2 separate regions of the Homo sapiens genome follow, and region 2 is linked to region 1. A link is a loop called in an ENCODE intact Hi-C map of the cell type or tissue named here. Cell type or tissue: Caco-2. All regions are shown on one strand. Links, peaks and the distances in the headings refer to the core of each region. The heading gives the core; the rest is flanking DNA. Region 1 overlaps UNC5C (unc-5 netrin receptor C). Region 2 overlaps UNC5C (unc-5 netrin receptor C).

What was found. A loop is a pair of places that touch in the nucleus more often than their neighbours do. Peaks named below come from ENCODE experiments on the same cell type or tissue, not always from the same donor. Only the 100,000 strongest peaks of a DNase experiment are listed, where the experiment ranks them.
Region 2: it touches region 1 in a loop (7-fold over the local background); 1 of 110 quality-filtered maps calls a loop at or near these places.

What each region holds. Positions count from the first base shown.
Region 1 is chr4:95,385,255-95,388,179 of GRCh38, forward strand. All of the region lies in intron 1 of UNC5C (unc-5 netrin receptor C), which reads right to left. Among named protein-coding and RNA genes, the nearest start is that of UNC5C, 160 kb to the right of the region's middle. In Caco-2, for the core only: no CTCF peak of the experiment used is centred there; a DNase peak (open chromatin) is centred at 1,337.
Region 2 is chr4:95,451,210-95,454,134 of GRCh38, forward strand. All of the region lies in intron 1 of UNC5C (unc-5 netrin receptor C), which reads right to left. Among named protein-coding and RNA genes, the nearest start is that of UNC5C, 96 kb to the right of the region's middle. In Caco-2, for the core only: no CTCF peak of the experiment used is centred there; no DNase peak of the experiment used is centred there.

The DNA of each region.
Region 1 (2,925 bases), core at 232-2,731:
ATTGTGTCGATGTGCGGAAGTGCTCGTAACCTATAAAAATGGTAGATGACTACTTGCAGAAAGATGGATAAACCCGTACTGCTGTACTGCTCAATTTTGTTCTTGTAAAAAATTTGTGTTTTCATTCAAATTCATTTTTGTCATCACTAAATAAGTAACAACTAAAGCCAAATGATTTTCCATTTCATAGAACTATAGAAAGTAGAAGAGCAATTTTAATAGCACAGTGTATTATTCCAAGATTCTACAATTAAAAGCATCAAAAGTGTCCACTGCTATCAAGTAGATGGTTCTTCTGTTAGAGAGAGGAAATAAAAAAAAAGTGCTTATACACGGCCATGAGAGGACTTCTGTAAATCTAACCTATTCTTACAACAAAATTACTATGTTTACTGATGGCTATCCATACTTTATCTCTAGTGCTTGCCAGTGGTTGAAGGTCCAGTCCCATCATGATTCTTCCAGTAGACAGACTACATGGAGGTTTGCTTGTAACCTGCAAACATCTTACACATGTTTAAGAAATATATTCCCCAGTCTTGTTTTTCTATTTAATATCTTTTTGAATTCTAATATATCCAGAATTCTTCTCTTTGGTGATATTTTAGTAATGACCTGAGAAAAATCAAGCTCTGTTATAGCATGAAAATTGTTACATAAAATGAAACCTAAAAGTTACTCTGTTTTATACGAAGTTAAAACACCAAAAAGCCTCAGTCCTCCCCAACCAGTATCTCCTGGCATTCGCTCTCCTCAAAGTGTCTGTTAATGGTACCACTACTACTGCTGGTACCCATTTGGAAACTTGTCTTGACCCACTTCTGACCAGCCATTGTAACCTGCAGTCAGTGTTTCTCCCGGTAATTTTTCTAATGTTTCTCCCATCTCTTTGTTCCTTCTGTCCTAGCTCACCACTGTATTATTACAACCAATTTCTAACTGAGTTCTTTGACACAACTTTTTTTTTTCTTTTATTATTATACTTTAAGTTTTAGGGTACATGTGCACATTGTGCAGGTTAGTTACTTATGTATACATGTGCCATGCTGGTGCGCTGCACCCACTAACTCGTCATCTAGCATTAGGTATATCTCCCAATGCTATCCCTCCCCCATCCCCCTACCCCACAACAACTTTTGAGCCCAGATAATACTTTCTGCATGTATTATGGGCTGAGTATTCACTTCTCCACATTTTTTCAATCTTATCTCTTTCTTTACTGCAACACTGATCTTTTGATCTGCTCACATATTTCCTCCTTCTGAGCTCTCCACACAGTTGTAAAGTTAAGACATGAATGGCTTTGATCACACACCACTGTCTCTACCTGAAGCCTTCTGTTCCTCTCTATCCAATGCTTGTTTAATCCTTTGAGATGCAGATGATCTCTCTTTCTCTCTGATGGTCTCTAACCAGTTCCGACTTGCTAGTCTCTCTCAGGGGCAAAAATGTTGATAGCAGGAGACACCATGGCCATATGTTCACCTTTGCTGGGAAGAACGAATGCTGGAGCTGTTCTCACTTCCCCCCAAAAAAAGCCCGAGTCTTGTGCTCCTCTTATGCTTAATTTAATGTGTGAAGCTGTGTTTTTTTTCTCCATGAAGATCTTTTTGTGGTCCTCAGTGGACATTCATATGGGTTATAATATAAGATTAGAAACCTATACAAGATGCCAACAAAATATGGGGTATATGCCAAGGCTTGGACATTTGCTGCAATGTTTATTCTAAAGTCTGGTCTTCTAGAGACACTTGTCTTTCATTTCTGGAAGAAAAAATATCCATTCTAAATCATAAAGAAGTAATATTTAAAAAATGCTTTTATGTTTTCTTTGAAATGGTGCCCTATTTCTTTTTCTTTCTGTCTCTCTATCTCACTCTCTCTCTCTTTTTATTTTTTTTTGAGACAAGGTCTCACTCTCTCACCCAGGCTGGAGTACAGTGGTGTGGTCACAGCTCACTGCAGCCTTGGCCTTCCTGGCTCAAGCCATCCTCCCACCTCAGCCTCTCAAGTAGCTGGGACTATAGGCACCCACCCTTATGCCAGGCTAGTTTTAATTGGTTTTGTAGAGATGGGGGCCTCACTATGTTGCCCAGGCTGGTCTCGATGACCTGAGCTCAAGCTATCTTCTCTCCTAGGCCTCCCAAAGTGCTGGGATTACAGGCGTGAGCCACCTCAGCTGACTCCTTTTTGTTTGAATGCAGTATCTTTAAGAATAAATGGCCATACCTCAAAATTGAAGATCCTGACATTTCTAATTTTGAGTCACTTTCTGCCCTAGCTTCACTTTTAAAATGTAATAAGGGCTCTGAAATTCTATCCACATGGAGGGCTAACAACTCAATACTAAAGGTTTTTAAAATAATGCATAATTCATCCTAAAACTCTGTGTTTCTATGACTGCTGTCCCATGAACTTTTGTAATCTGCCAGTGCAAAAAACAAAGTAAGATTTTTTTCTTTTTGCCTGTAATAATACATCTTAAACATCAGTTCAGTGTGGGTTTTCATGTTAGCTGGCATAGATACCCATCCTAAAATATTTTTACTTGTAATAACCTGATTATTTTAAGCTGTTCAGTGGAAACTGTCTAAATGATTGACTGCTCCCCAAAAGTATGGGAATGATTTCCAAGCTGTTTTCAAGGCAGTTAGGCAGATAAGTAAAACCCGTAAGAATTCTGTTCAAGAGATGGATGGTTCTACATTTGTTCCAGAGGGATATTTTTCATATTCAATGAGTAAGCACATTTGCTTTAACATTGAAAACTACCTAGCAGAGATGAACTATTTTTATGGAAATACTATAAACATTAAACATGCCACATTAATAATAATAATACAGAAAAGGGCTCTGAGAAATAGGAGTCTAGGAACATGAAGGATGATGTAAATTAAAAAACAACCACCACCAACAATAATAGGA
Region 2 (2,925 bases), core at 302-2,801, 66 kb after region 1:
AATAAACTGATCTACAGGGACCTTACTCAAAATGGCAGGCAATGCTGATTTAAATTAGGTTTGAAGCCCACCACAGCAGCTTGAAACTTTTCCTGCTTACAGCTTAGTAAAGTGATATTCATTTCCAGAAAGGAAACTTCGACAGAAACATATAAGAAAAAGTAGTCTGTCATTTCTGAAATGTTACTGAAAAACCTCACCAAGTTTATCCCTTCATCTCCAAATGCTTCAAAATGTAAAATCTCGATATCTTAACCATAAGTCAATAGTGATATAGTAATAACCCTAATAGTTACTATTTGGTAAAGTAGAGAAATTGGAAATTCTCATCATAAATATACATTAAGGAAATAAAAACATATCCTAACATTTGCTAAATTTCAAGTTGTTTAATCTTTTATTAGTAAGAAAGAATATTGTCTTACTACTTTTGTTTTGTCTGAGATCAGATTGATGAAAAGTAATAAAATTCTTCTACAGACACTGTATTGTTTCACGTCTTAGTCAAAACAGAAAGCAACTATATTTTTCAAGAAAGAATTCTTTTGATAAACACCTCTCTTTAGTGAAATAATAAACATTATAACAAATGAGATAAATGTTAAATTATCAATGTAACTATTTCAGAAACTGTATTTGTTTTCTATCTTATACTATATGTCTTAAACACTAAAATATCTGACCCAAAATTTCCGTTTCCAAAATCAACATGACCGTGATAGCTCTTGAAACATGGTCGTGTCTGTAAGTCAGAAAAGAATATGTTAGGTGGAAAGTAACAAAAAGCAACCAAACAATTTAAAGATAACCTTTTAAAGCAAATATTTATGACTCTATAGACATAGCATATTGGTTAAAACAAAGTGGTAATGTATATGGTACATTATTTTAAATTTGCTTCAATGCTGATACATTTTGCTTCCATATATTAATTTTTCACACAAAAGTATTTTTCCCTAGTGAAAAGTACTCGTTAACAAGAAATGAATATGGTGTAACAATTTATTTGAAATCCTGCAGTCAACTCTTTGCATATAACTTTCTGATAAAAAAAAAATCCCACATACTTCATTTTCCCTAAAGAGCAGCATGAGATTTCCAATCCTTTGCTTGAACACATAAAATATTAAGAGCCAATTTTCAGCTGCACCTCTGTCACTTCCATTATCATTCTACACGTCCAGAGGTGATAATGGACTCTGTAAATTGCAGTCTTTCTCCACCCCAGACCACGGAGGGTTTCACCAGGGGACAGTTCCACACAAAGGGTGGCCCAGATGTATGTTAATGGCACTGAGAAGCGAACAGCAGACACTACCATACAAGATAATGTGACGTGTTATCCAGAGGAAAGATGAAATGAGCAGAAAACAATTTCCTTAGAAATTCTGTAAAATCAACAAGGACCCATTCTTCTCCACAAATCAAATAGGTAGCACTATCTTCACAGAACTTTGGAAACAAGATTAAAATACATTCCTAATGCCTCGTCTATGAAGGAATTGTTTGTTCAAGCCAACAGAGAATGAAGGCACATGAGCATTGAGGTTTAAAGAATTATAGGGGAGGCTTTTGTTTACCATTTGCTTTTTTCAGACATACAACACAGATCTACCAGCATTCATTATCTTCAAACATGAAGTGAAAGAAAGAGGGTAAGGTAAAAGAAAGTGCTTATCTTATCCATTGCTGAAATGATACTCACTACTCTTTGTTGTGGGCAATCTGCCCATTAAAAGGAAGCTGTCTTATAGGAAATTGAATGTGGTTGACACTGGGTTTTCATATGATCATATTTCCTACTATTCCATGCAAAATAATCAGATTTTACGGAAAATATACAGGAAGGAAGGGATTTGAAACTAGTTTTTCTCCCTTTTCCATAGGCCGTCATCTAACTAGTTATCTCACTCTAACACTGGGTGAGTGTTCATTGACTGAACCTACCAGACTAAGCACCAATGCTTTGGGCAAGGTGCTGGGGGTGGGTTGAGAGACAAGTGTTGTGCAAGAGGAAAGAAAGCCTAGTGAAAGAAAACAGACAGATCAAAATCAGATTGCATTACCCAGATAATTAAACATAGCTCTTTACCAATTAGATAATAATACATGACACATAATCATTGCTTATATGCTAATAAAGCCAAATGTTGGATAAGACAAGGTAAGGTCAATTTTAATACAATAAGTATATTCTGGAGCCAATTCCATAGTCTTCAAACTAATTTCAGGAAAATCAGACATCGGGAGGAAAAGAAGAAGAAAAAGAAAAAAGAGAAAAGGAAGAAAAAAAAGAAAGAAAAAACAAAAAAGAAACAGAACCCAGTAAAATCATTTCTTCATTTATTCATCTAGGGTCAAAACATCACTAATGAGCTCCACCTCTTCTCTTCCTGTTCCCCTTCATTTCCTTCAGCAAACACCAAGGACTGAAGCATATAAAGGCATTGTGCTAAGCATTACAGTTTGAAAAAAAGCCCACCAGTGATTACTGTCTTGAAGAGAATACAGACAAATAAGCAGATCATTACAGTAGAGGGTGATACTTGTTCTGGGAGAGAGATCAGAAGGCTGCTTATGGTGAGACTTTACCATCTTGTCAGAGTTTCCAGGAATTATTACTAGGATTTCACATCCTAGTCCTCCATGTCTCATTCCTCAAGAAAAATGAGGCATACAATCAATGCATAAGCAGAATTTGTAATTTGTACATATTTAAAATTAAAACGATTGAAATCCAGAATAGGCAAATCCATAGAGACAGAAAGCACATTGGTGGTTGCCAGAAGAAGGGAAGAGGGAGAAGTATGGAGTTACTACTTAAAGGGTAGAGGATGTTCTGCGGGGTTAAAAAGTTTCAAAACTAGATGGGGTGGTAGTTGCACAATATTGTGAGTGCACAAAAAAACCACTCAATTTCACCCT